2 separate regions of the Homo sapiens genome follow, and region 2 is linked to region 1. Evidence: read pairs that join two places in POLR2A ChIA-PET (ENCODE). Cell type or tissue: GM12878. All regions are shown on one strand. Each heading gives the region's core, and the rest is flanking DNA. Links, peaks and the distances in the headings are about the cores only. Region 1 overlaps NEXMIF (neurite extension and migration factor). Region 2 overlaps NEXMIF (neurite extension and migration factor).

Region 1 (5,386 bases), core at 260-5,259:
GGTCATTTTCCTCCTTGTACCTTAGCTTCTTGAATGATAATTTAAGATACCTTCAATTTTCTGTTATCTGAAGTAGTCTGCTTTATGGATTACTTAGACTCTTGTTTCTTCATCCTTTAACTGTTTGGTGTCACTTCTTCCAAAGCTTTTTAAAATATATTTTCTGATTCTACTGGAAGAGCAGTCATAGGGTGTAGGCATGTAGGAGGAAACAAAATTATAGGGACAGAAATCAGTCTATTTTCTAGTACTTTAATTCCTTAAGACCTAAGTCAGTATCCTTATTTTTAAAAACTACTGTCTAGCTCCCCATCCTTGCCCATTTCTTTTTCTATACATACATATTCTCTCTCTCTCCATCCTTTCCTTCTCAGCAAGTCTGGTAGACAGACTAGTCTGATGCCTCAAAAATACTCTAATTCGTAGAAAGAAAGTAAATTCTGCCTCTGACGTTCCATTCCCCCTGTGGTTTTAATTAGGGTAAATTCTCCTATGCTCACTTTGAAACATGCCTTGGGATCTTAGGGAGATGGCAGGCAGATGGCGTATTAATGCAGGGTGATGTTTCTCACTTCATGGTGCCCATGCAACATTTATTGTCATTAAAATAGTGTCATTCAAATGAGGTGGCTGATGTTGGAAAATGAATGCAAAGTTGATCATTGTTCTGTGGATCTGAGCTTTGATGAAGAAATTGAATTAGAGGCAGCATTTCAACTCTGTTTAAGTAATAAGTATATATGTATCTATAACTCAGTAGTGAAACCTTTCAGACTGACAGGAGGGCAAAGCCTCTAAGACTATATTAGGGTTTACGGGTATAAAAATACGTGCCTCTCCTGCTTTACCAGGCTGTGGGGAGAATGAGGAAAATAATATCTGTAAAGTGACCTGAGCACCCAGAAAGAAAAATTTAGATGTTTTATTAGACCTACGCAAGATCTTTGGTTAGTTCCCCAGAGCCCTGTAAAGTCTTGGAAGCCCTGTAACAAATTTCTCTTTTCCCTTGTCAGGTTTTTGTTTTCCCCTGGTGCCCAGGTTAAAGAGAAATTGATTTCTTTCCATCTTGTGTTTAGCTTTTGTCCCTCTGCATTGAGGCTTTGAATTGAGAATATTTCTTTGGGTCTGTAGGGCTGTCCAATGATAGTTAGGCTTAAACATTAAACAACCTTACAGAACTAATTAGGCTTTATTGCCTGTGGCCAAGTCAACGAATTTTGCTTCATAGAATTTCTGAGAGAAAAAAAAATACATATTTAGGACTTGGTAAAACTTTTCTTAAAATGTCTCCTTGTAAATGCCAGCGTTGCTGACCCTGTGCAAATATTTTGTAATAGCCCGGCTTGAGAACATCCCCCACATTTCTCTGTTGTATTCTTTATGACTTCCCTCCAGGTTGAGCTGTGAAAGGGTGAGGGGAAAGGAGCCATGTCGGAGAAGTAGAAGAGACTGAATCAAATGTTTAGAGAACATAGCTTGATTAATTCAAAACTGAAGCCCTGGCCTCTCTAGTCTCATGTTCCACAGCAATAATTTCTCCTTGGCCAGAAGCCTAAGCATCTGTGTCCAAATCTCATACTCTTTCCTAAATGGATTCATCAAGTCAGACCTTGAGTTGCTTGGTTTTTTCTGAACCACCCCCTAATTTAAGTTAAACTTAAAAATGGGAGCCATTAAATAGCAAAACAAACAAATACAACAATAATAACAGGACATTATGTCCTGGCCCTCAGAGGTCAATTTAATGTGATTAGCAGCATAAAACTTCACAACGCCTTTCACTGGAAGATTACCAGAAGCAACATCATTCAGTATGTTGCCATGCACTGCCATTCTTTCACTTTGGCATTATTTATTGATTGTAGCAGAAACACAATATTTGTACCTCTTAAGCATTTTAGTTTCCTTTAGGCTTTTCTCTAGTAAATGTGGAACTGCATCATTTTGTTAAACTGTTCTGAAGTCTAAAAAAAAAAAAAAACCCTCCTGAATATTGTTTACATCCCTGGTTACAAAGGCCAGTACTGAGGCGGAGCTGCTCTGCCTGCTTTGATTCTTATCAAGGGCAACACTGTATGTGTGCATATGTATGTGTGTGTGTTCACACAGGAGAGGGTAGTAAGTGGAGCAAGAGTTTTAAGGAAGGAGCGGGGCTGGAAGGAAAAAAACTTTCAATGAATTGAAACTGCATAATGAAAAGATTCTGAAATTTAATTACAAAAATGGCTCTGTTTTTTCTCTCACCTCCTCCTCGCTCCCTTTTCTCCTCTCCATCCTCTCCAAAAGCACTGAAGTAAAATGAGACTGTCAGATCAAAGCCACACACCCACTCTAGGTCTGTTTTGAGAAAGGGATTTTTTTCTCCCCTTATTTACTTTGTAGCAGTGGCAGCATGTCTACTGCAGGATGCAGTGACAGTGTGGAGCCTTGTCACTGTTCTGCTTGATCTCCTCCCGTGTGCCACTCCCTGGTCTGGTGAGCAGGGTCAAAGTTTCAAATGATGACTGTGGCCACAGTTCTCACCATCTCTTGTGTTTTCACACTTGGCCATTCAGTATTTAGGCATTGTCCCTCTGACATATGGCCTGAAAGAGTTGAAGATTAAGTTTCCAAGTTTGGAAATGCCCAAGCGTAGCCATGGAGGGTGTATTTGTCCCATGTGGCTGCGGGTTCTGTTGAGTATTTTTGCAAAAATATTAAAATGTCTACTTAGGATTTAAGAATATGTTTGATGATATGTACATAATTCATAGCGCATTTTAGGGCACACCTGCATTATTTAATATTGGAGTTTCTCTTTTTAAGTTTTTTTATTTTTGTCTAGGACTCTTTAGAGTGCCTGTGCCTGGGTTCCTTAATATTCTTTCAGACCAGTTGTCAATTTCCAAGTGCCTTAAAATAGAGCTATTGGGTTTTCTTGGCCTTTTCTGGCCCTCATTCTCTTCTAGTTCATGATTTTTCCTCAAAATAAAGTTGTACCTAATTAATAAAGGTATATAGGTATTCAGTTTTAATACTGTCTATAAAGTATGACTCATACTTTCTCTATTAGGAACATCTTTGTTACATTGAATGCATATCTCTCCTGTAGTTGGTTGAGAGAAACATGTAGGTCTAGGATCAAAGTCCTAGAACAGGATCAGAGTCACTGGAAATGCAACCAAAATGGGGATAGAGGCTCATGGGACAAGAACTGGAATGTGTGTTGTATTGAGCTACAGGGAGAAGGAAGAAACTAAGTACCGATTTGGTAGAGAGAAAGAGGGGCAGAGAGAGAGAGAGAGAGAGGGAGAGAGAGAAAGAGAATGAGAGAGAATGAGAGAGAGAGAGAGAGAGAGAGAGAGACAGATTAGGTTAGGATTAGGTTAGGAAGAACCTTGAAACATCAGACAAAAAGAAGAAAACTAAAGCAGACTGAAGAGCAGTGTGTCTTTGATTATGGCTATTCACCAAACCATTCTTATTGCTCTTTCTGTTATTATTAAGCTATCTCTGAGATGTACACAGTGTATATCTCAGTGCACAACAGACCTACCAGTGTAGATCTTTTAACTCATTCCTTTAATGAATTTTTATCACTTTCACAGTCCTTATTAGCTCTCTTTTTAATGGTTTTTTTGGAGCCCATAACTAGATATGCCACCTCAGGAAGAATTTTATCAGTGCTCTGGGAAGATGGATTTACTATTTTGAGTTGTATTTGTACACCATGCAACCATGAACCACTTAGAAACCACCTTAGTGACTCATACTTTCTTTATGGTCCATTCTGATTCTGAAATCCTTTGAGTGTTACATTTCTCAATCTGATTTTAACAAGGATTAAAATAAATAAGTAAATAAATAAAAAGTTTTCTAAGGTTTGCGAAACACTATTACTGAAATTTAGAGGACTTGAGGCCTTTAAATCAAACAATATTTTCATTATAATTTGCCTTTCCATCCCCATTTGGTCTTGCCACATCTATGCTGCGACAAAAGAAAACCTTTAGTACCTAATATCGGTACTTGGTGTTCATTCATCTCACTGTGGTTTTCACTTTCAAAGCACAATACATTGCTTCCCCATCCCATTCCTTTTGTTTCTACCATTCTACTTTGGCCTTGGAAATTAAATATTGCATCCTGTCCCTCACAGCTTATTTCTGCCTCTCAATTTTGCAGATCTGGGCATTAACGGAAATAATAAGCACTTTATAATTTTATAGTGCTTTATAATTTTCAAGGTATTTTCACATCCATTGTCTTGAGTGATCCTCTCCACACCTCACTATATAAGCAGGGCATGGATTATTACCCCATTCTAGCTCAAGGCCATATAGCTAACTAAGGGAAGAACCAATAAAGTTTCTAGATGAATTTGTTTCACTACACTTCTTCCACCATCAGTTCCATGGCCAAATTTTTTTCCTGCTACTTTTTGAAAACTGAGTATATATAGGAATTTTCTTTTTGGTATATAAATTTTGGGAACAATGAACTATTCGTCTAGGTGAGTAAAAGTGTATGTCTGCATCCATTTGTTTATGTGAATAATATGTGTTCGCTAAAACTTGAAAATGTTTGACATCATTCTTTTTGTTTGTTTGTTTTCTTTAGTTTTTTTATTGTACTTTAGATTCTGGGATACATGTGCAGAGGGTGCAGGTTTGTTACATAGGTATACACGTGCCATGATGGTTTGCTGCACCCATCAACTCGTCATCTACATTAGGTATTTCTCCTAATGCTATCCCTCCCCTAGCCCCTCACCCCTCAACATGCCCCGGTGTGTGATGTTCCCCTCCCTGTGTCCATGTTTTCTCATTGTTCAACTCCCACTTATGAGTGAGAACATGCAGTGTTTGGTTTTCTGTTCCTGTGTTAGTTTTCTGAGAATGATGTTTTCCAGCTTCATCCATGTCCCTGCAAGGGACATGAACTCATCCTTTTTTATAGCTGCATAGCATTCCATGGTGTATATGTGCCACATTTTCTTTTTTTTTTTGTTTGTTTGTTTATTATTATTATTATACTTTAAGTTTTAGGGTACATGTGCACAACGTGAAGGTTTGTTACATATGTATACATGTGCCATGTTTGTGTGCTGCACCCATTAAATCCTCATTTAGCATTAGGTATATCTCCTACTGCTATCCTTCCCCCCTGCCCCCACCCCACAACAGTCCCAGGTGTGTGATGTTCCCCTTCCTGTGTCCATGTGTTCTCATTCTTCAGTTCCCACCTATGAGTGAGAACATGCCGTGTTTGGTTTTTTGTCCTTGTGATAGTTTGCTGAGAATGATGGTTTCATCCATGTCCCTACAAAGGACATGAACTCATCCTTTTTTATAGCTGCATAGTATTCCATGGTGTATATGTGCCACATTTTCTTAATCCAGTCTAC
Region 2 (5,386 bases), core at 242-5,241, 110 kb after region 1:
AACCCTGAGCAAGTCCCAATGAAAGACTATGGTTAATTATACTATAATCGTGGTAACTAATACCAACAGTGAATTTTAGTCTGAATTGAATTGAAGTGAATTTATGTGAACCTAAATACTATTGAAATACGATTTTGAGCTAAATACTGCACTAGATGCCCAGCCTAGCCCAATCATTTTATAAAAATTTGCCCTCTAAGGATGACGGAAATGACTATAGAAAGGAAGCTCAGGCATTGTATGCTAGGATGTGGAGGGGAACATCCTGAGGAAGTGCACATACTCATACCTAAAACTACTGAAAGCATTTGCCAAGGGTAGCCTGTACTGCCTGAACTCAGGTGGTAATGGCACCAAGTAGACTGGAGAACAGCTTGAGAAAGTGGGCATATCTTACAGATGGACAATAAACCTCCTGATGGAACTTTGGTAATGGAGTATTTGTTAATAGCATTTTAGCTGCTGTAAGCCTCTTTGTCTGCTTTATACCCCCAGAGCTGCTGTAGCTCTCCCCAAACTCATGAATGGGGCCTAAGGCAGCTGCCTTTATTCTGCATGTAAGCTAGAGCTGGCTCATTTGTCTACCTGGTATGTTCTTTTACCCTTTACGTTGGAGCCATGTCAATGGTTCTCCTCAAATTGACCCTCTGCTGCCAGACTTTATTGAGCCCTATCTGAGACTTTTTCTGAGCCCTCTGCTCCAGGTGGCCCTAAAAACTTCATATACAATGTAATGTAGGCTCTTTAATGTGCTAGCAGAAAATGACAGAGATTAAATGGTGGCCCTGCCATCAAGGGAACTCATTGCTTCTTTTGAAATAAAGTATTTGGCAGGTTTTGCCTAGAATTGAGGGATGGAATCACTCCTTTCCCTACCTTATCTTTTCTTAAAACAGCTCCTACATTTCACCCCATTTAAAATACTAGCCCTTGCATTTGTATCACATTCTATACTTTTCTAACACTTTCTTATTTATTATTTTATTCTTACATATTTTCATTCATGCTCCGAGGCCAAGCTCAGATGCTATTTTCTACAGAGAGATTAATTTTAACTTCCTCTGACCTCTTAAGGAACTTTCCATGATGCTCTCGTGGTTTTTAACCATTTTTCCTATTTTTATTCTAATTATTTATATATATATCATTTATTAGACTCTAAGATCCTCAATGGCAAGATCTAGATAGGATTCATCAACAACTTACATATAGCAGGCAAGCAATGAATAATAAAGATGAAATAGAATAGAAAACAAACAAATGCTTGAAGCTTAGATAACTGCCTCTCATTTACTCTAATTACTGGAAGGCCTAGAACTTGAATCTTCTTCTAGTCCTGTACTGCTATCTTAAATTCTCCACCACACTGCCTCCCTTACCCAGGCCAGATAGCATTTACTCTTCAGAAGGAAGGAAATTAGCTAAGTCTCTAATAATCAGGAAAGGCTTTAAGGAGGAGGTAGACCTTGACAAATGAGTATAATGTTACTAAGTGAAATGCAGAGCGAAGGGTATTCCAGAATTAGCAGTGAAAGCACATAAAGAGGGTGGGAGGAAGAACATGGTCTGTAGAGTAATGAGGCCAAGCCTAAGAACCAGGGCAGCAAGAATTGTTTGGGGCAAGTCTTGAAAACCATACAGAAATGTTGGAATGTGTTGTAGCAGGAAGTAAGGGCCCCATACAGAAGGCCTTATATGAAGGAAGGGTCTGTAGTAGGGAGGACTTAGGGCTTTCTGGTCTACTGGCTCTTTTGGAAGTTTGAAATCATGGCAGGGACCTAAGACCCTGAACCTCCTGCCTCTTGATTTGGTCAACTCTGAATGTGAAGTATATTTTATTAAGATATTCTAACTTGCTCACTAGCATTTAATGTTAGTTGCCAAATTTCCAAACCTGAGCTCAAAGGGAACTCTCTTACAAGTTTGAAAGCATTTCAGAACTCTTTTTCATGGTAATAAGGATTTTGCCTGGCCTAGAAGAAGCTGCCAACTCCAGAGGTCTCTCTGGCACTCTAACTCAGAGAAGTTTAAAGTAAATGTAGCTCCTGAGAGAGAGTATGAGTCCTTAAACCACCAACCCCTCATCCTTTTAAATCTCTGGGTTTATCCTCTGGGAAACACTGTCATTCAGCTACTGTTTTGTTCAGGTCTCTCAAGTTCTTGCCTACCATCCAGCCCTTCAGATGTCTGTGTCATCTGGTTAGTTCCCTATATTGTGAGGACTTAACAAATTTTCAGTCAGTCATTCAGTCAGTCAGTTCCTGTCTTGTCCTCCAGAATATCAAATATTGAAAAACCACTGGCCTCAACTAAACTGAGCTACACCACACCCTGGTAAAAGGGAAAATCTTAGTATAAATTTCACATACACCTAAGGCTTTCACATACATTTCACATACACATAAACCACTGGCCTCCACTAAACTGAGCTACACCACATCCTGGTAAGAGGGAAAATCTTAGTATAAATTTCACATACACCTAAGGCTTTCACATACACATAAATCACTGGCCTCCACTAAACTGAACTACACCACACCCTGGTAAGAGGGAAAATCTTAGTATACATTTCACATACACCTAAGGCTTTCACATACATTTCACATACACATAAACCACTGGCCTCCACGAAACTGAGCTACACCACACCCTGGTAAGAGGGAAAATCTTAGTATAAATTTCACATACACCTAAGGCTTTCACATACACCTAAGGCTTCACATACACCTAAGGAAACCTAAGGCTTCCCTCTTGTTCTTTCTCCCTCTTCTCCTCCTTCACCTCTCCCTCCACTCTTCCTCTGATCTCTCTTTTTCAAACGTTATGGTTTGTTGTTCCATACCAACTGCACATTTGGCAATAGACAAAAATACAAAACTCCTGCCCTCATCGATTTATGCCACTAACCTGATTCAGTTCTCTCTAAAGGAGATCGTAGCAACCTCTCTCAATATTCATTTCCAGCTAACATTCTCTTACTATTTCTCCGGAGAGCAGTGAAACTTTATCAAAGTCTACTTTGTAACGATGCCAAAAGCTGGCCTCTGAAAGCTAAAAGGAGAAGAGCTAGAATGTGGTAAGTGGGAGCTGGGCCCTAGCAACAGAACTGTGGGAGGCAGTGTGGAATAATGGAAGGACCATAGGTCTGAAGACCTCATTTTGGACTTAACAGTTGCCCAGGCTTTCTATATTCTCACACATTTATGTACCTTTAGGGTAAGGATAATCACTCATATTTGTCTCATCTGACAGTACCTATCACACAGCTCATGTTCAGGTGAGTCCCCAGGGCCCCCACTGTGCTGTACTCTCCCTTCCCTGCCCAACTTCTCTGCACCTTGGATTCATGTCTTGTTTCTACCACTTCCTAGCCTTGAGGCTTTGGTAGGTTTCTTAACTTCTCTGACTGAGTTTGTTTCATCTTCCCTAGAAGAGATAATACATGCTTCATAGCTTTGTTGTACAGATCAAATAAAATAACAGATATGAAATATTTTATAGCCTATAAGGTGCTGTGAAAATTTTAAGATGGGGCTAGGCGCAGTGGCTCATGCCTGTAATCACAGCACTTTGGGAGGCCACAGCGGGCCGATTGCCTGAGCTCAGGAGTTAGAGACCAGTCTGGGCAACATAGCGAAACCCCATCTCTAGAGAAAATACAAAAAAAAAAAAATTAGCCAGGCATGGTGGCACACGCCTGTAGTCCCGGGAGGGACTGAGGCAGGAGGATTGCTTGAGCCCAGGAGGTAAAGCCCAGTGAGCCATATTCATGCCACTGCACTCCAGCCTGGGTGACAGAGCCAGACCCCATCTCTAAGAAAAAAAAAAAAAAACAGTAAGATGGTTTTATCAGATTAGTCAACAAATGTCAAAAGGCACACAATTTTTATTACATCCATGAACCATGCCTCCAACTAGATCATGTGGTATATAGAGTTCCAGGCCTATTTATAGACCCACATTTGCTTAGGTTCAGTTCATCTGAACACTGATTAAAGTTAACATTAGGAAAGACAAAAACCTAACCTTTATCTGTGTTTGATACAAAGACCAGTAGCAATTACATCACTTGAATGTGGTTAGATTTTATTTTCCTTTGGTATTTTGGTGAAGTTCCCAAACGAATGCCCAGGAATAATTACAGCAGACTGGCTTTGGCGGAGGAAGTATATAAAGGCAATTAGTAAAATGTAACAAACTTAAATGATAATTGAACCTACATTCCCCCAGCCATTTCCAAGTATAAACTATATAAATCTGTGTCCCAGATTCACCAAATGAAATATTTTTGAGGGAATCAAGCAGCAAGGATCTAGTGATCCCTTATTGCAGCCCAGCTATGTGTTTAGGGGCAGGGTATGGTGGTAGATGTAAAATCCTAAAAGCCTGCTTTCCAGGAGCTCATATTCTGGTTGGGTCTACAAAACAGAAAAATTAAGTCTTTTGTTAGAAGAAATGAAACAATCTAAGACAAAATAGCATCAGGTGTCAAATAGTGTGGAGCAAAAGGCATTCAGAAAAGTAGAGGTCAAGGTGGGCTGGGCCTTTCAGCTTAAGAAAGACAGAGGAAGAAGGCAGGGAGATCTTGCCTATGTTGGGAAAGTAAGGGCAGGAGCCTCTGAGTTGGAAAGAACATGTCAGGTGTTGTGCATGGTGCCACGTAAGACTGCTGAGGTATGATAGAGCCAGATTATAGATGTCCCTGAAGGCCTGGCAAAGGAGACTTGACTGTATATAGTAAGCAGTGGTGACTCATTGTGAGTTCTTGAGCCAGGAGACTGCTGAAAAAGTAGTGTGTTAAAAAGCAGCATGCAGGGTGAATTAGAACAGAGACAGACACCTACTACCAGAAACCCATTTGTTAGCTTCCATTGTAAGATGTGGTCGTAGTCATGGAAGAGGATGATTGAAAACAAGATATGGCCAAAGAAAAGAGAACAATAAGAACACTGGGGCTTAGAAGGTCAGATTACGTCTTACTCAATCAGTCAGAACTCTGGCATCATAGGTGATTTTAGTGAAAAACATATCTATTTGTTGGAAACAAATTTTTAACTTTAAATGGTTAGCTTATAGGCTTAAGATATAAGTTCCCAGAGATGAATTGGTGAATGGCGTCTGAACTTGACCTATTTGCAGCAGCAAGAATGTGCAAGAATCTTCTCCAGGCTTTCTCAGAGCTGGAGGACCCAGCATTTGTGTTAATGTGACTGGGTTAAAATGAAAGCCTTTGTTGTCTCTGAAAAGAAATTGAGGAAGTACTGTTAAAAGATGATGAGATCAGCCGGGCACAGTGGCTCATGCCTGTAATCCCAGCACTTTGGGAGGCTGAGGTGGGCGGATCATTTAAGGTCAGGGGTTCAAAACCAGCCTGGCCAACATGGTG

The links. ChIA-PET counts read pairs that join two places held together with the same protein. Peaks named below come from ENCODE experiments on the same cell type or tissue, not always from the same donor. Only the 100,000 strongest peaks of a DNase experiment are listed, where the experiment ranks them.
Region 2: POLR2A ChIA-PET joins it to region 1 with 6 read pairs; 2 of 35 experiments call an interaction of 5 or more read pairs at or near these places.

What each region holds. Positions count from the first base shown.
Region 1 is chrX:74,887,912-74,893,297 of GRCh38, reverse strand. The region is part of intron 1 of NEXMIF (neurite extension and migration factor); the gene reads left to right. Among named protein-coding and RNA genes, the nearest start is that of NEXMIF, 35 kb to the left of the region's middle. RefSeq lists a silencer at 2,474-2,603. In GM12878, for the core only: no CTCF peak of the experiment used is centred there; a DNase peak (open chromatin) is centred at 2,447; H3K27ac peaks cover 1,555 bases.
Region 2 is chrX:74,778,823-74,784,208 of GRCh38, reverse strand. All of the region lies in intron 1 of NEXMIF (neurite extension and migration factor), which reads left to right. Among named protein-coding and RNA genes, the nearest start is that of NEXMIF, 140 kb to the left of the region's middle. RefSeq lists an enhancer at 4,648-4,727. In GM12878, for the core only: no CTCF peak of the experiment used is centred there; DNase peaks (open chromatin) are centred at 2,428 and 2,558; H3K27ac peaks cover 3,648 bases.